Linked DNA regions of Homo sapiens: region 2 is linked to region 1. A link is a loop called in an ENCODE intact Hi-C map of the cell type or tissue named here. Cell type or tissue: CD14-positive monocyte. All regions are shown on one strand. Links, peaks and the distances in the headings refer to the core of each region. The heading gives the core; the rest is flanking DNA. Region 1 has its middle 350 kb from the start of LINC03000. Region 2 has its middle 390 kb from the start of MAT2B.

Region 1 (11,585 bases), core at 2,989-7,988:
GGAGTAGGAAAAAGTGAGATCATCCTCTTCAAAGAATATGTGACATGGAAATGCATAAAGGTGGACCTTAGGACTCCCTCAGGAGATGAACTCCACAATACAGAGCAGAGAGCAGTGGCTATGGCAGCCTGTGGGACCTGATCCCATGGCACCTGCTGATAGGTCCTGATGAAAGACATGGGCTCACTGGGAGGGATGGAAGGAGGACACGTTGGACACAGTTGCTGGGAGCCTCACACTGGCCTTGTGGGTTTCAGGGATACTCGCAGACTTTTCCCTTTTCTCCTTGGAACAATACACTTTAACAAGTGGCTCATCCTCACTTGGCATTCACCTTTTATAGGAGCCTGTCCCTGCTGGGCAAGAACTGGGACATCAGGGTCTCCGTTGATCCCCTGCCTGGGCAGGGTGGGTCAACATCTCTTTGGCAAGAAAAGTCACTAACTCTACTTCTTCTTGGTGCTCTCCCGAGTGGCGCCACTCAGGGCCCTTTGTTTTTTCTAAAATTGGGTTAAAGGCAGTGCCCTGGTTCTGATCCATGGGACCTGAGCCTTCAGGGCCCTTTGCTGCTTCCTTCCCGAGTCACTCGCTCCAGCCTCAAAGTAGACATAGTGACCCTGAGAAGGGGCTGTATCTCCTCTTCACACACTCTGGGCACATGCAGTGGCCCTTGGAAGACAAATTTTCTGAGTCAGGAGCCCATCGGAGCTCTTCCTCCAACTGGAGCTTTGGCCCTCTACCAAGATGGTCTTTCAGACTTGAGTTTTTTAAATCTTGCTCTGCCAAAAGGTGCGGTGGTGTGTGTCATTCCTCAGTGCCTGGTGCCCCCAGAATGCTCAATTCTCCACCTACAATTGGGAACTTCCATGAACAGTGGCTCTCAGGGGGGTCTTGATATGGCTTGGGAGCAGTGGACTCTCCATGAACTGTTACACTGCTCTGATTTGTCCTCACTGTCCTGGAAGGTATGGGGGCTGGGGTGTCCTGCCCAATGCCGAGTAATGGTAAGTTGTTCACAGAATGCACCTCATAGCCCTGCTCGGTTGTTCTGGACATAATCCTTTCTCTTCTCCAACCACATCTGGGTATGCAGCCTCCTTATCGCTCAAATCCAGGTGCTCCTGATCAACAGGATGAAGGATAAACACACGTCTAACCACCACATGACAGGCTGCAGCTTAATCTCAGAGAGAGGCCAGCAAGTGATAAAAAGAAACACACTCTACACGGAGAACACAGTGTGAGAAGGAGGAGAGACAAACCCCTGCCCGATCCCTGCCTCCAGGAGAAGGCTGTGAAGGGCAGACATGAGTCTTCCCGGCCTGCGAATATGGGGGCAGAAGAGGGCACCCACAGGAACTCTGGAGATGAGCTCCCTGGGACAGTTCCATAGAAAGGGAAGGGACCAGGCTGAGTCAGCAGGAAGGTGGTTGGTTCCGTGGGGGCAGTGGAGGGTCTGCTGGTGGAGGGTGATTCTGTGGATCTGAGGGTGATGAGTGATTCTGGGCGAGGGCATGGGGTCAGGTGAGGACATCTTTCCCTTGTCTGCCCTGGACCCTGAAGGACTCAGAGACTGAAACCCAGTTCTCATGCTCTTCTCCTTAGACAAACCTCAGCCCATCGTTATTCTTGACTAATGCAACTTTCTACCCGAAACTCATGCAACTCTGTGTTTCCTGTTACTCTTTTCAAGAAAGTCAAAATCATTTATTTATTGTCCCTTTTTGGAAAACTCAAACAAGTGCTTCTTGTGCATGATCTTCTATTGAGATTCTGGTCAGTGTTCCTCTGCCGAGGACAGTTGCGGAATGTCTAGCCCACAGGCGTGTGCGTGCTTCACCAGGTAGGACTCTGTTCCCTGAAGACAGAGCTCAGATTTTAGCATCTCATCAGAGGCTTTCAGAAACTTGACTTTGCTCTTCAGATCAGCCCTGAAACAGGGGCTGGGCCCAGAGACACCCGACATATGACGGGATGATGAATAATTACTGTGTGACTCTGTGCCCCCAGACAAATCCTACACTCTCTTAATCCGTTCCAAGAACACAAAGTCACCGTGTTTGAAATTTTACCCTGGAGCCCTCTACCAACCCCAGATTAGTCTATGAGCTTGGACTGAAGCCTTCTGCTGCTCATCCTGTTTTCTTAAAGGAAAATGTTCTAATTTTTCCTGAGAGAGCTCATCTCAAAGGTCTGTGAAAAGAGAAGTGATTCAGGAAAGTGGGAAGAGGAACAGAGAACACAAGAGTCCCTCTGTGTGCTGGAGTGGTTGGATCTGGCATCTCTTAACTGATTTCTGTCTCTTTCCCAAATGGATTCATCTGGAGGAAGTACAGAAAAAGAAGGAAGAGCTACGCAGCACACAGTAAGAATAAAACAAATAAAATGGCCTATGGAGGGTGAGCTCAAGCCGCAGGAGGTGGAGATCCATCCCTGTCTTCCACGGCACACTCCAGCCTCAAGCAGCACTGGGCCCTGGACACTGAGCCTAGAAGGTCTGGTCCAGAGATCCCAGTAGCATCACTAATCCAGGGGACAGTTGTGAAGAACCCTCAGGATAGTGGAGGAGCAAGGAGGGGAAAGTGAACCTATTGCCCATCCTTTACCATCCAGGCTCACAGCAAGGCCTGGGCTACAAAATCCCTTCACCCTACCCTGGCCTTGCTCTTTTCCAACCCTGAATTTACAATGTATCTGTAATTTCGTAACCGTTCCACATATCCAGACAAGAACCGGGTCCAGCTTTATTTGAAATCTCTACTTCTACGCCCTGAATGTTTGAAGTTTTCCGTTTTTTTGTTTGTTTGTTTGTTTTTGGTCTTTTTTTTTTTTTTTTTTTTTTTTGGCTCTTTTCCAGGGCTCTACACTTTCAGAATTTCCACTGTCTCAACTCCAGGTTGCCCATATTATCTAGCCTTGTCTTGTATCAAGTTAAACATATAGTTCAGCTCCCCTCTTTGAGTTTGCTTAAATGAATCCACTTTCACAGACACACACACAAAAAACATGAGTGAGTCATGGGGTCTCTATTAAGGATACTCTAAGGATGACAAAGTGGGAGAGAGATGCTAGCATGCCCCATGGTAAATAATTTAATAATGATAAAAATTTAATAACCTAAAATTAGTAATTTTGTCTACAAAACTCTCCCTATCCCCAAAATTTCTCCCTCTCATCCCAGGCTGTGCCTTATCTTGTTGGTCCATTTATTCAGGTCTCCCCGACCAATATAATTTCAGCCATAATTGGAGAGAGAGTAATTCAGTGCTCCCAAGTCCTGCCCCAACCTGCCAAACCAAATCCATCTGGCCGTGGGGCTCAGGTGAGGCCTTCTCTTTAAGAGCAGTGGGAGTTCTACAGTGCAACGTATTTGCTTTTTAGTGTTAATACCTGTGATTACTTAGTCTGTGAAGGGTTTACTGATTTTGACTTTCTACTTCCTAAATTTCCACCCAAATTCCTATTTGCTTTTCAATAATATTTTTAAATATGAGATTTTTATATACACATATTAAAGCAATATACCAGATTTATCTTTCCATTTCAGCAACGGTATACCAGAGCTGTAATCCTGACTGCTTTATTATTTAGATCGTGAACTGCGGAAATCAAGTACTGTATCATTTTGTTACTTTGATATCCTTAATCTCTAATTCTAACAAGGAAGCCTTGGCTCAGGACACCCAGATCAATCCATATAGAAAAAAATATTTATGCAGCCATATGAAGAAGATACTTGAAAAATAAGGGTTAGGAGAGAAAACTAGCCCTTGCTAGAGAAAATGTAATAGAAAGCATAAATCCACATAAAGTATAAGTATAAAGTATAAAGCTATACTTCAAGCATTTTGACAACAGTACAGGGGTAGACAGAAAGATAAATGAAATCGAGTCCAGAGATTAATTTAAAGTTTTGTCATGAGGTGTTTCAAATAGTTAGTGGAGATTTTTTCAGTTAATGATTTCTGTTGAGGCTAACTGGTAGCTGAGAAGAAATGATTTCTAGAATGATGGAAAATGGAGGCTGAGATCTTTGCTCAGAAACAGCCGGGTGCTGACCTCACTTTTCTCCCCTAGGTGACAATATGGCCCTGTGGATATACAGCTTACACAGTGGAACAGGATGTTTCTGTATATTTTCACAAATAAAAATGCCTGGAAGTGTGTATGTGTGTGTGTTTCTTCTTCTGGAGAGATCATAAAAGCAGAAAGTAAAAAAGGGCTGTGGATTGATAATAACTAAGTATTCCTGATCTAGCTGATCCTACTGTTAAGAAAAATAAATCACTCCCAGATGTTTGACATCATTCAAGATGTAAAGACTAAGGGAAGCTACTGTGAGAAGCACTATGTTACTTTCTGTCTTGGTGGCCAGCTCTTTTTGGAAAATATTGTGTGGGGATTTTGTGTATGTGCTGTCTCTAGTCATTAATCTGTGCTCGTTCCTAAAAGCTGCAGAATCTATCTATAGATAAGTACTTTAGTTCTCAACTTCATTCCTTCCATAAAATAAATATGAGTAAAATCAAAGTTTTAAATATAAAGAAAGAAAATCTTTAAAATGTCAGAGACCTTTTCCTTAATATTGTCAGTGCTGGGAAGCTTTCATAAATATGGCTCATAAACCACTGAAAATACTGATTGAAAAACTCAAGTACATGAATGTGAACAGATTTGTGAAACTATTGATTACCCTGGGGATGAAAATATTCTCCTGAGAGCTATGGTGATAGTTTCCATTTAAATTGAGAATGGCAACTAGCCATTCTCAATTTAAAAACACTTCATTTGTATCTTTACTGGTAAATTAACTGAGTTAACACATGCATATTCAGTGACTGGAACTATCCCATCATTTAAATATTACTGTATAAATTACAGGTGGTTATTGGTAGACACTCAGAAATCAAATTATTGTTTGGTACAAGCTTTAAAGAAACATTTCACCTTATTTAGTAGCCATCTTTTTATCAAAAACTGAGTGATCAATTCCCTGTTCCCTATTCCCTGTTCCCTATATAGTCCCTCTGCTGGAAAAGGAATCATAAATGAATAGTAGTTCAGTAAGTAAGGTAAAGGAATGGGGTGTGGATTTATGTTTTTTTAATCTTCTTATATAAATTAACATTTCTAACTTTATAAGTATATATTGCTTTTACTTTTTAATTGAAGGTATGCTAAAAGTGGCTTTTGGGCAAGGATATTATATAATCCTATAATACCTCCCATATTTTTTTAAGTTTATTTTTTTTTCAGACAGGGTCTAGCTGTGTCATGTAGACTGGAGTAGAGTGGCACAATAACATCTCACTGCAGCCTTGATCTCCTGGACTCAATAAATCCTCCCACTTCAGCCTCCTAAGTAGCTGGAACTAGAGGTGTGCACCACCATATCCAGCTGATTTTTTAAATTTTTGTAGAGATGGAGTCGGACTATGTTTCCCAGGCTGGTCTTGAACTCCTGGGTTCATGTGATCCTTCCAACTAGGCCTCCAAAGGTGCTGGGATTATAGGCATGAGCCACTGTGCGCAGCCTAAGTTTTTTTTCCTTTAATTGTTCATTTTAGTTGTGATAAAAACACATAACATAAAATTTATTATCGTAATCATTTAAAAACATATATTTAATTTGTGGTATGTCCATATTGTTGCATAACAGATATCTGGAACTTTTTCATTTTGTAAACCTGAAACTCTATACCTACTGAGCAACTCCCAGTTTCCTCTTCTCTCTGGCGATCACCAGTCTACTTTCTGTTTCTATGAGTTGGACTATTCCAGACACCTCATAGAAGTGGACTCATACAGTATTTGTCTTTTAGTGACTGCCTTATTTTGCTTAGTATAGTGCCCTCAACATTCATTTATGTTGTAGCATGACAAGATTTCCTTCCTTTTTAAGTCTGAGTAATATTCCATTGTATGTGCATATTACATTTATTTAAACATTCATCTCCTAGGGAACACTTGGGTTGCTTCCACTTCTTGGCTAAGCTTCCACTTCTTGGCTAATTTGAATAATGCTGCAATGGACATGGTGTGCAAGTAGCTCTCTGAGAGCCTGTTTTCAGTTATTTTGTATACATACCCAGAAGTGGGATTACTAGATCAGATTCTATTTAAATATTTTAAGGAACCTCAGTACTGTTTTCATAGCAGCTATACAATTTTACATTCCCACCAGCAGTGGACAGGGGCTTTAATTTCCCCTCATCCTTGCTAACATTTGCTATTTTCTTTTTTTAAATAGTAGCTATCCTAAGGAATGTAAAGTGACATCCCATTGTAATTTTGATTTGCATTTCTCTAATGATTAGCGTCCAGTCAATTAAAAAATGTTCATTCCAACCGGGCACTGTGGCTCACATCCATAATCCCAGCACTTTAAGAGGCTTAGGTAAGTGGATCGCTTGAACCCAAGAGTTCAAGGCCAGCCTGGGCAACACAGGCAGGTCCTGTTCTTTAAAAAAAAAAAAAAAAAAAAAAAAAACATAAAAATCTAGGCAGGCATGGTGGCACAAGCCTGTAGTCCCAGCTTCTTGGGAGGCTGTGGTGGGAGCATCCCTTGAGCCTGAAGAAGCTTCAGTAAGCTGTGACTGTGCCACTGCCCTCCAGCCTGGGTGACAGAGCAAGATGTCTCAAAACAATAACAATGATACAAAAACTGTACATTCCATTAAAAAATAGGCAAAGGACTTGAATAGATATTTCTTCAAAGAAGATACACAAATGGCTAATAAGCATATAAAAAAATTCCCAACATCACTAATGAAAGGTAAACTTCATTATATTGTATGTGGAAATGCAGTTCTTCCATTATCGTTTGGTAAAGAGAGTTCCCTTTCTGTACTGTGTACTCTTGGCATCCATATCAAAGACCATTTCAGCAGATATGTGTGGATATTTCTTGACTTTCTAATGTTTTCTACTGGTCTATATGTCTGAATTTATGCCAGTACCACACTCTTTTGATTACTGTTGATTTGTAATATGTTTTGAAATCAGAAATTATAATGCTTCCTACTTTGCTCTTCACTTTCAATATTGCTTGATGATTCAGAGTCCCTTGAGATGCCATATAAATTTTATTATGGTTTTTTCTATTTCTGCAAAAATGTCATTGAGATTTTGATAAAGATTACATTAAATCTATAAGTTTCTTTGAGCAGTATGGACATTTTAACAATGTTAAGCTTACAATCCATAACAAGCAATATCTTTCCATTTATCTGAGTTGTCTTTAATTTCTTTTAACAACGTTGGGTAGTTTCAGTGTACTAGCCTTTTGCTTTTTGGTTAAGTTTATTTCTAAGTATTTCATTCTTTTTGATGCTATTGTAAACAGGATTGTTTTCCTCATTTTCTTTAGAAGATAACTATTTTGTAAAAATATTTCAAAGTGGATTTTATGTGATCACTATCTATGTGAATTGTCAAAGACCCTGGCACAAGGGTTCAAGAACAAGTAGTTTATTTGGGAGATGATTCCAGAGGTACTGGTAGAGAAGCAGGAAAATGAAACAGAGAAGAGAAGTACATTGTTTTGCTAACTCACTGGGTTGATTGACACTTTCATGAAAAATTTCTTTGTAGCACGTGCTGTTTTTTGATAGCATTTTACCCACAGAAAAAATTCTTTCAAAATTAGAGTCAATCCTCTCAAAATCCACTTTTGCTTTTTCAACTAAGTTTATGTAATATGCTAAACTCCTTGCTGTCCTTGTAACAATGTTCACAGCATCTTCACTAGAAGTAGAGTCCATCTCAAGAAACCACTTGCTTTTCTCATCTATAAGAAGCAACTCCTCATCTTTTAAAGTTTTATCATGAGGTTTCAGAAATCAGTCACATCCTCGGGTTCCACTTCTAATTTTAGATCTCTTGCTATTTCTACCACATCTGCAGTGACTTCCTCCACTGAAGTCTTGAACCCCTCAAAGCCATCCATGAAAGTTGGAATCAACTTCTTTGAAACTCCTGTTAATATTTTACTTCCTTCCATGAATCCTAAGTCTTCTTAATGTCATCTAGAATAGTGAATTCTTTCCAGAAGATTTTCAATTTACTTAGCCCACATCCATCAGAGGAATGAATATATATGGTACCTACAGCTTTATGAAATGTATTTCTCAGATAATAAAACTTGAAAATAAAAATTATTCCTGATCCGTGGGCTGCAGAATGGATGTTGTGTTAACAGGCATGGAAACAACATTAATCTCCTTACATATCTCCATCAGAGCTCATGGGACCAGGTGCATTGTCAATGAGCAGTAATGTTGTGAAAGAAATCATTTTTCTAAGCAATAGGTCTTAACAGCGGGCTTAAAATAGTAAACCATGCACTATAAATAGATATGCTGTCATCCATGCTTTGTTGTTCCATTTATAGAGCACAGTCAGAGTAGATTTAGTATCATTTGTATCGACCCAAGAACTTTCCAAATGGTAAGTGAACACTGACTTCAACTTAAAGCCATCAGCTGCATTAGCCCCTAACAAGAGAGTCAGCTTATCCTCTGAAGCTCTGAAGCCACGCATTGACTTCTCCTCTCTAGCTCTGAAAGTCCTAGATGGCATCTTCCTTGAATAGAAGGCTGTTTCATCTACATTTGAAAATCTGTAGTTTATTGTAACCACCTTAATCAGTGATCTTAACTGGGTCTTCTGGACAACCTGCTGCAGCTTCTACGTTTAGCACTTGCTGCTTCACCTTACACTTTATGTTATGGAAATGGCTTCTTTCCTTAAATCTTACGAACCAACCTGTGCTTGCTTCACAATTTTCTTCTGCAGTTTGCTCACCTCCCTCAGTCTTCATAGAATTGAAGAGAATTAGGGCCTTGCTCTGGATTAAGCTTTGGCTGAAGGGAATGTTGTGGCTGGTTTGAAGTTCTATCCAGACCACTCAAACTTTCTCCACATCAGCAATCAGGCTGTTTTGCTTTCTTATCATTCCTGTGTTCACTGGAGTAGTCCTTTAAGCACGTTTTCTTTGCATTCACAACTTGGCTATTTGGTGCAAGAGGCCTACCTTTCAGCTTATTTCGACTTTTTTTTTTAATTAATTTTATGGGTACACAGTAAGTGTATATATTTATGAGGTACATGAGATATTTTAATACAGGCAAACAATATGTATTATAATAACTACATCAGGGTAAATGGGGTATCCATCACCCCAAGAATTTATCATTTCTTTGTGTTACAAACATTCCAATGATACGATTTTAGCTATTTTAAAATGTACAATAAATTATCGTTGACCGCTATCTCAGCGTTTAACATGTTTTCCACACTAACTTGAATTATTTCTAGCTTTGGATTAAAAGTGAGAGACATGCGACTCTTGCTTTCACTTGAAAACTTAGAGGCCATTGTAGGGTTATTAATGTGCCTAATTTCAATATTGATGTGTCTGTATGGAATAAGGAAGCCTCAATGAGAGGAAGAGCAACAACAAAATAGCTGATTGGTGGAGAAGTCAGAATACACACAACATTCATCTATTAAGTTCACTGTCCTATACGGGCATGGCTTGTAGCACCTCAAAATAATTACAATAGTAGCATCAAAGATCACTGATCACAAGTCACCATAATAGATATAATAACGATGAAAAAGTTTGAAATATTGTGAGAATCACCAAAATGTGATACAGGAGATTTTGGAAAAATGATACTAATAGAATTGCTTGATGTACGGTTGCCACAAACTTTCAATTTATAAAAATGCAACATCTGTAAAGGGTAATAAAATGCAGTGCAATAAGATGAGGTATGTCTATAAATATTTCAGGCTTTGTAAACTAAGAGGCAAAACTGAGGACACTACTTAGGTAGTTATGTAACAACAGAAGGAAAAAAAACAATTTTTCACACATTCTTACTGAAAAAACTCAAAGGCTGGGCATGGTGGCTCATGCCTGTAATCTCGGCACTTTGGGAGGCTGAGGCGGGAGGATCACGTGAGGTCAGGAGTTCGAGACCAGCCTGGCCAACATGGTGAAACCCCGTCTCTACTAAAAATATAAAAATTAGCTGGGCGTGGTGGCAGGCACCTGCAATCCCAGCTACTTGGGAGGCTGAAGCAGGAGAACTGCTTGAACCTGGGAGGCAATGGTTGCAGTGATCCAAGATCACACTACTACACTCTAGCCTGGGTGACAGAGTGAGACTCTGGCTCAAAAAAAGATAAAGAAAAAAGTCAAAAAATAATAGTGATTGAATATGTTTTCAGTAATAGATGTCTACTAATGAATTGAATTCTTTTTTTTTCTTTTTGGTGGGAGAATAACATTTCACTTAAATAAAGTTCAAAGTTAGTATTCCCTATAATCAAAACCAGCTATAAATGTTCATCTGTTAATGCTGATATGTAATGAGATTTTACCGCTTTCATCTTTAAAAACGTCTTTTTCCCATAGAAAAGTATTGCCAAGTACTGATGCTAATTCATCAGCATATAATTTTAATTGAGTATATTCATTATTGGGAAGGCATTTGTAGATTCTATTAGATTCTTTTCTTTGATATTTGCCCTTCAGCATATCACTACAAAGTAGATTAATTACTTCCAATTTAAGGATAGGTAGAAGCGCCTCAGTTGTACAGTTAAACGTATTTTGAAATATGAAAATTCCCTTTGAGGTCTGAAAAATGCAGCTAAAACTATAATCCACATTTAAAAAATGTATCTGCTAAAATTAGTGTGGTGAAGATCTTTCTTCATTTAACTATTTATTTATTTATTTTGAGACAGACAGGATCTCTGTCACCCAGACCAGAGTGCAGTGGCGCAATCAGGACTCACTGCAGCCCTGATTGCACAACTCCCAGGCTTAAGGGATTCTCCCACCTCAGTCCCTGGAGTAGCTGCAACTACAAGCACACACCACTATGACCACCTAATTTTTTTTTTAATTTTTGGTAGAGACAGGATCTTTTTATGTTGTCCACCCTGGTGTTTAACAACTGGGCTCAAGTGATTCTTATGCTTTGGCCTCCCAAAGTGTTGGGATTAGAGGCATGAGCTACTGCGCCTGGCTAACCATTTAACTTTTAGCAGAAGACGTGTATAAAGCAGCTTGACATTACTATTAAATAGTAATGTTATAATTAAATAACATTAATATTTTCATTTTAACAATAATAGTAATAAAAATATCTTTGCTGCATTATAAATTTCACATATAAGCACTGTTTTGGTTTGTAATTTTTGGTTTAGTTCATTATACAATATTATCAAGTCTTCAGCAAAAGAAAATTAATTTTCTTTCTTTTTTTTTAAGTTCTGGGATACATGTGCAGAACGTGCAGATTTGTTACACAGGTATACATGTGCCATAGTGGTTTGCTGCACCCATCAACCTGTCATCTAGGTTTTAAGCCCCACATGCATTAAGTATTTGGCCTAATGCTCTCCCTCCCCTTGGCCCTGACCCCCGAGAGACCCCAATGTGTGTTGTTCCCCTCCCTGTGTCCATGTGTTCTCACTGTTCAACTCCCACTAATGAGTGAGAACATGCAGTGTTTGGTTTTCTGTTCCTGTGTTAGTTTGCTGAGGATGATGGCTTCCAGCTTCAT
Region 2 (11,585 bases), core at 2,666-7,665, 49 kb after region 1:
AATTTCTTGAATTAAGGCAACAATGAAGTTTGTGATATTGATCAACTCTTTTTCACAGAAAAAAAATTCTCTGTAGTATGTGCTCTTATTTGATAGCATTTTACTCTCAGTAGAACTTTTTTCAAAACCGTAGTCAATCCTCTCAAACTGTGCTGCTGTTTTATCAACTAAGTTTGTATAACCATATAAATTCTTTGTTGTCATTTTAACAATGTTCACGGCATCTTCACCAGGAGTATTTTCTATCTCAAAAAAATCGCTTGCTTTCCTCATTCATAAGAAGCAATTCCTCATCTGTTTTACCATGAGATTGCAGCAATCAGTCACATCTTTGGGCTCCACTTCTAATTCTCCAGTTCTCGTGCTCTTTCCATCACAGCTGCAGTGACTTCCTCTATTGAAGTCTTGAACCCCTCAAAGCCATCCATGGAGATTGGAATCAGCTTCTTCCAAACTCCTATTAATGTTGATATTTTGACCTCCTCCCATGAATCATGAATGTTCTTAATGGCATTTAGAATGGGAAATTCTTTCCAGAAGGTTTTCAATTTACTTTGCCCAGATCTATCAGAAGAATCACTATCACAGCTATAGTCCTATTAAATGTATTTCTTTAATAGGACTTGAAAATCAGAATTACTCTTTTATCCCTGGGCTATAAAACAGATTGTGTTAGCAGCATAAAAACAACATTAAACTCTTTGTATATCTTCATCAGAGCTCTCAGGTAACTGGGTGCATTGTCAATGAACAGTAGTATTTTGAAAGGAATCTTTTTTTCTGAAAAAGCAGCTGTCAACTGTGGGTTTAAATTATTCAGCAAACCATGCTATAAACAGATGCACTATCATCCAGGCTTTGTTGTAGAGCACAGGCAGAGTAGATTTAGCATAATTCCTAAGGGCCCTAGGATTTTCAGCATGGTAAATGAGTACTGGCTTCAACTTAAAGTCACCAGCTCCATTAGCCCCAAACAAGACTTAATCTGTCCTTTTAAGCTTTGAAGCCAAGTATTAACTTTTCTTCTTTAACTACAGAAGTTCCAGATGGCATCTTCTTCCAATATAAGGTTGTTTCATGACATTGAAAATCTATTGTTTAGTGTAGCCACCTTCATCAATGATCTTAGCTAGGTCTTCTGGATAACTCGCTGCAGCTTCTCCAACAGCCCTTGTAGCCACATCTTGCACTTTTAGGTTATGAAGAACTTCCTCATCTCTCTCGGCTTCATAGAATTGAAGAGTTATCTTCTCTGAATTAGGCTTTGACTTAAGGGAATATTGTGGCAGATTTAATCTTTTATCCAGACCATAAAATTTTCTCTATCAGCTATCAGGCTGTTTTGCTTTCTTATTGTTCATGTGTACACTAGAGTACAACTTTTAACTTCCTTTAATAACTTTTCCTTTGGTTTCACAGTTTGGCTGTTTGGTGCAAGAGACCTAGCTTCCAGCCTATCTCAGCTTTCAACATGCCTTCTTCACCAAGCTTAATCATTTCTAGCTTTTGATTTACATGAAAGATGTGAAACTCTTCCTTTTATTTGAACACTTAGAAGCCATTGTATGGTTATTAATTGACCTAATTTTTATATTCTGTGTCTCAGAGAATAGAGAGCCCTGAGGAGAGGGAGAGAGCTGATGAACAGCTGATCTATAGAGCAGTCAGAACACACACAACATTTATCAATTAAGTTCGCTGTCATATGAATGCAGTTTGTTGCACCCCAAAACAATCACAATAGTAACATCAAAGGTCACTGATCACAGATAATCATAGCACATATAAAATAAGTTTGAAATATTGCAATAATCATCAAAATGTGACACTGAGACACCAAAATGAGCACATCCTGTTGGAATAATGGTGCTGAACAACTTGCTCACTGCAGTGTTGTCACAATCCCTCAGTTTTTTAAAAATGCAATGTCTGCAAAGTTCATTAGACTGAAGTGCAGTAAAATGAGATATGCCTGTAACAGAAAATTAAGGCAAACATTTGGATTATATTATGTATGCATACACAGATTAGTAAACCTTTTAGCTAGGTTTGTGCCTATGGCAACATGGACAATAATGGCAGTGCTTGTTCTGCTACTTTCTTTATCATGGATATGCCTTTGCATATGACAGCATTTTCTCATTTCTTCTACCAGTAATGTTTGTGTTGTTGCAGGTCCAGGATTTGCTGGTATGCTGTAAATTTATGACCTATCTCTGATGATAATCTAGTCTCTTACCCATGGAGAGAAACTTTAAGAGTTGCCAACCCTTTGTATGTCCTCTTCATCTGGGCAGAGCCTATTCGATCTCGGCTACAGATTACAGAAAGCCCAAATCAAATGATTTTATGCCAGAAAGGAATTTATTAGCTCTTCTGAATCGAAGGATCAGAGCAGTAGAGCTCACTTCAGATAGAGATTGATGTTACAATGACACTCTTCTGACCCTGGCTCTGCTCTCTTCTGTGTGCTAGCTTTGTTCTTAGACAGCTCTTCTTTTGTGTTTCTATGATAAGTGAATCCAATCCAGATCTTCTCTTCTAAACTATAAGTCCACAGGAAAGAATGAGAGATGCTTTCCAGAATTTTCAGAAAGTTTTCGTTGTATCACTAGTTCTAAATGATTCTAATTAGGTCAGGGACTCACCTCTGATTTAATCACTGTGCATAACTAAGGCTCGGGTCATATGATTCACTAGTGAATAAAGAATGAAGTTGACTCTCCTGGAAACCCTCAGAAGAGAGCTGGTGATGGTGGGTGGCTCAGAGGAGAATTGAGACAGTTAGTAGAAGGTGGTTGAATAGACATCAGGCAGCCAAATCAACATGCTGTGTACTCTGGAAAACTGGAGCTAATTTGTGGTTATCTACATCATCTGGTCTTTGATGAACAACTCAAATGTACATTTAATTAGTTTGTAATTGTTTTCTTTTTCATCAGATCATATTTACATAATTAGAGTATCAGAATTTTAGTACTTATTCTGTACTTCATTTACTTTGGATGATTTTTCACCTTTAGTCAAAATGTTGTACTCATGGTATCACAATTAATTTAGTTACTGTAGAGGAGACTTTGATACCATGAGCTGAAGATTATAACTACAGGCGAAAAGTGAATTGTAGAAACAAAAAAGAAAGAGAAAGGAAGAGAAAAGACTCTGTCTTCATGAAAATGCCCCTCCCATGTACCCTTTGTAATGACTGGTATTTTAAAAGAAAATGTTTAACGTGGCTTGTGATTTATTGGTACCTTTGTAATGACTGATATTTTAAAAGTAAGTGTTAAATGTGGCTTGTGATTTATTGGTACCATTGTTTTTAAACACACACACACACACACACACGCACACACACACTTTTCTTCATTTTCCCCTAGTATATGTACTGGACATTATAATAATAATATTGTATAAATGATTAATTGCCATGAATTTCACTTGTATTACTATTATTTTGAATACAAGTTAATAAATATGAAGTCAGTCTATATGTGCACAATTGCCTGTATTAAATAGATTACAAGATAGGTGAAATCAGAAGTAAATTTGACAGGACATGTAGTTCATAAGAAATAACTATTGTATAATAGGTGGTATTCACAGGCAAGACATACAGACATATTGTAAAAGTCAATAATTCTGATGGAACAGGTAGGGAAAAATAATATAAATCAAAAGTGTTCTCATATTTGATGTCACTTGCATAGTTATACATTACAAGAATGATGGAGTATAATAGAATGAAACAAGAAAAAACACATCTGACAAACGAAGTTTTGCATAGGGCTCATTAGTGTCAAATAAATATTCGATATTCACTTCCTACACATGAATCTTAAAGGCTCTGGAGGCCTGACTCTCACAGAAGTGTAATTTTGAATTAACAGGATATATAGAGCTCAGCGAAAGTATTTTAGTTCTCAGTCCCTGGGGCCAGATGAGGAAAAGAGGGAGATATACAGAGATGTCTGCAAGTATTGTTTCTCTTCTCATTCTAACCCAAGGAAAAAAAAGTAAAAATTGCCACGCATCTTGCTATAATCTGAATGTTTATGTCCTTTCCTTGCCAAATGTATATGTTGAAATCTTCACCACCAAGGTGTTAGGAGGTAGGGCCCTCGGGAAGTGATTGGCTCATGGGGCACAGCCCTCATAAATGGGATTAGTGTATTTATCAAAGAGGCCCAAGAGAAACCACTTGTCTGACTTCTACCATATGAGTTTAGAATAAGATGATGGCTGCCTATGAGGAAGCAGGCCCTCAACAGATACTTAATCTGCTGGCACCGGATCTTGGACTTTACAGCCCTCAGAGCTATAACACATTTCCATGGTTCACAAGGCCCCAGTCTATGGTATTCTTTTATAGCAGTTGAACAAAGACACATTCTCTGTAAGCCAATATACTATGTGCATTTTACACATTTGCGAGTTTCTAATAAATGTTAGGTACAATTTCCAATGTGACTTAATGTTTGAGTCCACAGTACACTGTAATCTCCACTAAGATCTCAGAATGATTATCTCGAATAACTCTCATTAATAAAACATTAGGTTGACCAAAGACAAAGAAAGAAAGGAAGAGGTGGCTTTAACTCTTGGGAGAAGTCTTCTTTAAATAACAAGAACAACAGTATGGTGTTATCTATTACCCATAAATAGGGTAATCATTTCAACTTTACAGGTTTGCTTACAGCAAATACTAAATCTAAACTTTGGGGAGAATTCTTTATCTACCTGAAATTGTGTGAAAAAAATATTTATGTGTGTGTGTATTTGTATTATTTTATGTGAATACCATCATTACTCATATTGTTACACTATTGTCTAACAGTGTAATAAACTAGCATATCAAATCTTGTATATCTTTAGATTTGTGATATTTTAATGTATTTTATGTATATATGCAGTAATTCACCATGTAACCCTCTACTTCCAGCTCAGAAACAAAAATTCATCATTTTACTTAACTATAGTAGTTCCTCATTATCTGTGGTTTTGCTTTCCATGGTGTCAGTTACCCAGTCAACTGCAGTCCAAAAATGAAAAATGTCAGAAATAAACAATGCATAAGTTATAAATTCTATGTCATTCTGCATAGCATGTTAAAACCTTACACCATCCCACTTCAACCTCCCCAGGATGTGAATCATCCCTTTGTCCAGCAAATCTATGCTGTAGATTCTCTCTGACTCCATTAGTCACTTAGTAGTCCTCTTGTTCATCAGGTTGACTGTAACAGTATCACAGTGCTTATGTTAAAGTAACCCTTATTTTCCTCAGTAATAGCCCCCAAGTGGAAAAGTAGTAATGCTGGCATGTTGTTATAGTTGTTTTATTTCATTATGAGTTATTGCTGTTAATCTCCTATTGTGCCAAACGTATAAACTTTATCATAGGTATGTTTGTATAGGAAAAAAAACACACTATATACAGGGTTTGGTACTATCCATAGTTTCAGGAATTCACTGGGTGTCTTGGAATATATCTCCTGCTGATATGCAGGAGATACTGTATGCTTTCAAAAAATTTCCCAAATCTCTGACTTTCTGAGTGTCAGTTACAGAATTGGAGCAGAGGATTTCCAGGAAGCATTTTGCTTTACCTCAACACCCAAGATATTATTTTCACTATGCCTAAAATATCTTATCCTGTTAGAAGGAGAAGGAAAAAAAGAAAACTTTTCCATTTAATTGCTTGTTTGATTTGTATCAAACAAGCAATTTGATCTGCTTTAGTTTTGTTGCTGATGCCAAGCATAGTTAGAAGAGACGGAAGGTGACAGATAACAGAATAGTTGCTTCTGTGTGGCTTACACATGCAAAGCAAAGCATCGTTATTGATATCCTTTTTAAAGAGTTCACTGAGGTGCAGCTCACAGTTGTGGAATGGAAAACAGAAATCCCTTTGAAAATAAGAGATAGAATTCAAGGTCAGTCTCCCATAAGCCAGTAGTCCCTATACTCTTACCTTTTTTGGAAATGGTAAATCATTTATCTGGGTTTGTTCACTGGATGCTGATGGTATCACACCTTATCACTCTCTAAAGAAAAACTTGGCTAGCATAGTTAAAACAACAATTTATCTTCTCTTTTCCCATAAGCTCATTTGAACCCCAAAATATCTCACTGGGAAAAAACATTTACAAGTTGCAATGCTTTTAATAGAAATTAAAACTTTCTTATATCTGTCATTCAAAGTTAAGTTATACTGGGCATATTATATCTTAGATGAGCTCACTGTGCCTACTACATTATAAATTTTAGAAAATATTCACAGCATTCAGGACAAGAGGAGAATTATTGTATTGTTTCTACATGGGTGGCAACATGTTCTTCTTGGTCATCTTTTCTCTATGTCATACTGGATTTCTCTAGAGAGAAAACACTTATGATGAATTGCTGAGTCCATCATGTTACCATTGCACAAGATGCTTAAGCCAGAAGCGCTCAAATTTCAGCTCCACCCAAGTTTCTGATTCAGTAGTGTTGACAAAAAGAGTCAAACTTGGTAAAATATTTGAAGAGATTTTTTTGAGCCAAATATGAGTGACCAATGGTCTGTGACACAGCCCTCAAGAGACCTGGAGAACAGATGCCTAAGGCGGTCAGGCCACAACCTGTTTTTATACATTTTACAGAAACATAAGATATCAATCAGTATATGCAAGATGTACATTGGTTAAGTCTGAAAAGGCAGGACAACTGGAAAGGGAAGGGGCCTTCCAGGTCATAGACAGATTCAAAGATTTTCTGATTGGCAATTGGTTGAAAGAGTTATCAATAGAAGAAATTTTGGGTTACAATAAGGGGCCGTGGAGACCAATGTTTTCTCATGCAGATGAAGCCTTCAGGTAGCAGGCTTCAGAGAGAATAGATTGTAAATGTTTCTTATCAGACTTAAAGAGTCTGCCCTATCATGAATTTCAAAAGGGAAAAGGGTATATTTAGGCATGTCTGACTCCCGCTTCCCAACATGGCCTGAACTAGTTTTTCAGGCTAATGTTGGAAAGCCCTTGGTCAGAAGGAGGGGTCCATTGAGACGGTTGAGGGGGTTAGAATTTTTTTTTTTTTTTTTTGGTTTAAAGGCGGTTTGGTATGAGGGATGAGAAATTTTACTTTTAACAATGTTTTATGTGATGCTAATATTGCTGTTCTGGGAACCACACTACGAGAACCATTAACCTAATCTAAAGTTAATCTATTAGCCATAGAAAATTCATCATCATAATAATCTATTATTTCATATATAATATATTATCACAGATATCACAGATAATATATTAGAATTAGAAATTCATAAACCATAGATAAATTGATTAGTCATCAGCATTAGGGTCTTAAATTATTGCTTCATTAGAAGTATAAGGGAGATATAAAAACACCTGAAATGTAAATACGCAGAATAGAATAAAATAGATCAAAATCTCTATCATATCTGTAACACAATCATTTCAGTGAAAATGATACTTTGAGACTATTAAAACATAGGTGTGCTCCAAAAACGTAAGATTAAGTTTTCTTCCAGCAGGTACTTAAGATAGAAGCTGTGTTCAATTATGGAAAGATATATTACGTTTTCTTGCACACCTAAGGATTATGGCCAAAAAAAAATTATAAGTGTTTTATTCATTTATAGTGGCAAGCATTTACTAGTGCTTTCCTACTGACAGCTAACGCAGTGATTTTCAATTGCTGTGCCAAGTTTAATTGATGTGTAAATTTCATCTTTGCTTCATCAAATCTTGATACAGGTGTAAATTTTACATTTCTTACAACCGAATAGTCATATTGTCAGATAATTTTGAACGTTCCTATGACATTAGAAACCAAAGTACATTTTTTCAAAGAATAAATAATAAAGTGTAACTTTAAGTCAGAGACAAATAAATAAACAATAACAACAAAAAGAGCTCATGTTTACAGAAATACAGGAGGGCTTTGTTTCATTATTAGGCATGAAAGAGCCATGCGGCAAGAAACAGTTCTCCTCTAAAGTAAAACAACAAATAACAACAAAGAAAAGAGGATTTAAACATTCCTAAGGATGTTTAAATTAAGGGTAAGACAAAAGGAAGTGGTGAATATATCATCCACAGTTACAATTTAATGTTCTGCATCTTTCAATCCCTTCAAGCATGCCTCCCCACAGAAGCTAGTGTTATTTAAAAGTGCCCTAAGAGTACAGAGAGGATGAAAACTATAGATTTCGAATTGAATTGCATGATTTATTTAAACCAAAAAAAACAAGAAGGATAAGGCAGCCATCTCTTCATGTTAATGTGTATTGCTTATGAAAACTAAAGGTATTTAGACTTTACTTCCAAAGAATTGAATCTATTAATTTGGAAGTAACCTCAGGAATCTATATTTATAAAGGATTACAGTAAGGACCAATTTGAAAAACTCCAGAAGAGAGGGTAACCCTTAGTACGTTCTTTTCTATCTCGTCTTTTTTACTCTACTGCAATAACTTTACCATGCAGGATTACCCATACGGACTCACTGCAAATCATTAGCCTTATATTTAGCTATATTATTGAAAAGAAATGTAACACTCCGTAAGATACTCCCTTTGTACATTCCGGCAAAGGAAGTGAGTATACATCAACTTCTTATGAAATAGTCTCCTTAAAAATAAGAAATTTAAAGACTTAAATAGATCCCGGTGAAGTGGCTCACACCTGTAATCCCAGCACTTTGGGAGGCCAAGTTGGGCAGATCACCTGAGGTCAGGAGTTTGAGACCAGTCTAGCCAACATGGAGAAATTCCATCTCTACTAAAAGTACAAAAATTAGCCAGACTTGGTGGTGCATGCCTGAAATCCCAGCTATGTGGGAGGCTGTGACAGGAGAATCATTTGAACCCAGGAGGTGGAAGTTGCCGTGAGTGGAGATCCTGCCACAGTACTCCAGCCTGGGATGACTGAGCCAGACTCTGTCTCAAACAAAAAAGACTTAAATAGTTAAAAATGGATCTTTCTTTGCAAAATGCAAAGGTTTGCATAAAAATTTTATAGTTTTAAGACTAAAAATCACATGGTCCATGAAACTCCTTTGTCCTGGGGAAACCATGGCAGTTGGTAACCCTACCAGTAGTTCTGTGATTTTCATGTTTTATTCCCAGCTACCTATGAAAACAAACGTGCCAACAAACAAAAAAACATCAATTTACAGTTTTTTCTTCTTTTTCAATTGCACTCTTGTTCTTATTCTGCTGATGCCCTTCACATATTTTCAGAAAAAAAAAAAAAAAGAAAAAAGAAAAAAGAAACATCAAATAACCATCCAATCCATCAGTGACTTGAGGGCAAACTTAGCATTGTATTTATCTATTCATCCCCAGTGTCTAGCCCAGTGTCTGACACTGTGAGAGGTATTCAGTAAGGAAAGAGGTGGGAGGACATTAAAATACTGCTTTCCATATGTATCAAATAAGTTATTTCCTTCTGTGAATATGCTCTGAGGTGGTTCTCCTCACCCCTACCTACCCACAAATATGTTTTCATCAATCTTAAACTATGTTTCAGTTATATGCTCCCCCTTGCAAATTAGGTTTGCTCTTCCAAATGCATTTCATAAAACAGAAGCTGTCAAATTTATCTGTCGGAAGAATTGTTGAAGTGCTAGAGAGGAGGTCCGTTATCTGTTGTGAAGTTTGCTTTAGGGAAATAAAGAAATGCAGATATTTGTATAACCAAAGACTAGGACATTATTCCCAGCCCTTTTGATGTCTAGCAACAAGGATGCCAGTAAAGTCAGATTAAGTTCAAGCACATTTCTCCTGATTTCTAGTGACATAGGCCAGCCATTCCAATGGTGGAAAATTTTCTTTCCATGAGGGTGAAAACTATAATAACAAATACCATGTTCAGACACCAAAGTGAACACCCTCCCTCAAGCATTCTGGAGATTTTTCAATCAAGAGGCTTAAGGAAGAAACTCTGCCCCTTGTTTGAAACACGTATCACAGAAACATGAACAATAATTAGGAGTTCAATAATCAGTAAATTCATTATCATCACTCCTTACCAATTCAAGTTATGAAGACCCCCAAATATCCAGGGTTGTGTATATGTGTGTTTGTGTGAGCATGTGTGTACATATATACCTGGGCTGGTGTGTTTTGGGCTATTAGAGAGTATAACAGAACTTTGAAGGAGTTACAGATTTCAGTCCTATACAAAGAACAAGTGACTTGGCAGCTGGCATTTCACACTGGTGTAGTTGATTTGAAAATTCTACATGTAAATGATTCTTCTCCCCAATTCTTAATCTTTGCCCTTTTACTAACCACACAAACTCCCTTACACATTTCAGTCACCCATTAATGATGACCAGATGTCTCTAAAAAGCATTCTCTGAACAGCAGCCTTTCAACACAGTCTTTGAATATTTCATCACTCCTGACTTCTCCACTCATATTTTCTCCTTATTTCTGCATGCAACATCCAATTCAAGGCCTTTTATCTCCCTCCTACCCACATCTCATCATTTTGAAGCCTTTTCTTCAGCACCCTAGCTCCTCTCACTTTAACAAACAGATTGATGAAAGACAAGAACATGTGGCTTCTACAAAGTTTTTTCACTTAGGCAGTATAGGATGACACAGTCCAGTCAAATTCTTCCAAAGCTCAATAGGCACTGAGAATATTTTTTATTTGCTCCATCTCATATCCCATCTCTATACCAACAGCTGGCTTTGACAGTATGTTCCATTTTGATGTCAATATCATATAATAGGGCAAAGCTTTAACATGAGTGATTCAATTGGGATGAGGAGGAAACACATTGGTAATAAAATGCTGGGTGCATTTACTTGATTCCAGCTGACACAATTATTTTAATGGTACTACTTCGTACCATTAAAAAGCTTTCTATTTGTTTTGGATTTGGGGGCAGGAGGAAGATTTTGTTTGTTTGTTTTGCTTTGCTTTTTGCCTTAACACTTCTCATCCAAAAGGCCACCAGGATGGCTAAATAGTAGAAACGAGAGCTCTGTTGGCAATATCAGTTTGCAAATTAGAAAAGAGAAAGTCTCCCATGACGACAAAGGTGCCCTCCCTTCCAAGGAAGGCCAGTTTGGGTTTTATGCCTCATAGAGCTGGTATCATACATATTAAGCAGGTTTGGGGGGAAATCCATACATATTTATGAGGGGAGCTGAGTGCATGGGGATTGGGTGAACATGTATGTAACAGACATTCCATGTTCACTTTGGGGCAGGGTTTTAGCATTAAAATGAGGTGAATTTTTTCTTATATGAAAAGGTGAACTGTAGGACACAAAGATGGTTTGTGGGCAGCCTCTGTAAGCTGGCTGACACTAGTTTAAGGTCTGCAATCGCTCACTAGAAAAGAATGTTTGCAACGCCAGTTCTCCGTCCAATCACAGTAATCGTCTGGAATGTACATCAGCATTGATAGCTCCTATTGTTAGGGAGTTTAGCCATAAGAATTTAGAAATGTGCCATGCCAGCCAGACCCTGAACCCTTGACCTGTAGGTCACTTGGTTTCCTTAACCTTTGAGTTCATCTTAGTTGATAAAGGGGTGTCTATTTTGGTCTCTCAGATCACACACTC

Evidence for each region. Peaks named below come from ENCODE experiments on the same cell type or tissue, not always from the same donor. Only the 100,000 strongest peaks of a DNase experiment are listed, where the experiment ranks them.
Region 2: it touches region 1 in a loop (2.1-fold over the local background); 2 of 110 quality-filtered maps call a loop at or near these places.

The regions. Positions count from the first base shown.
Region 1 is chr5:163,938,044-163,949,628 of GRCh38, reverse strand. No RefSeq gene overlaps it. Among named protein-coding and RNA genes, the nearest start is that of LINC03000, 350 kb to the left of the region's middle. In CD14-positive monocyte, for the core only: no CTCF peak of the experiment used is centred there; a DNase peak (open chromatin) is centred at 5,918; H3K4me3 peaks cover 1,021 bases; H3K27ac peaks cover 1,801 bases.
Region 2 is chr5:163,888,346-163,899,930 of GRCh38, reverse strand. No RefSeq gene overlaps it. Among named protein-coding and RNA genes, the nearest start is that of MAT2B, 390 kb to the right of the region's middle. RefSeq lists an enhancer at 6,585-7,140. In CD14-positive monocyte, for the core only: no CTCF peak of the experiment used is centred there; DNase peaks (open chromatin) are centred at 5,140 and 6,430; H3K27ac peaks cover 2,591 bases.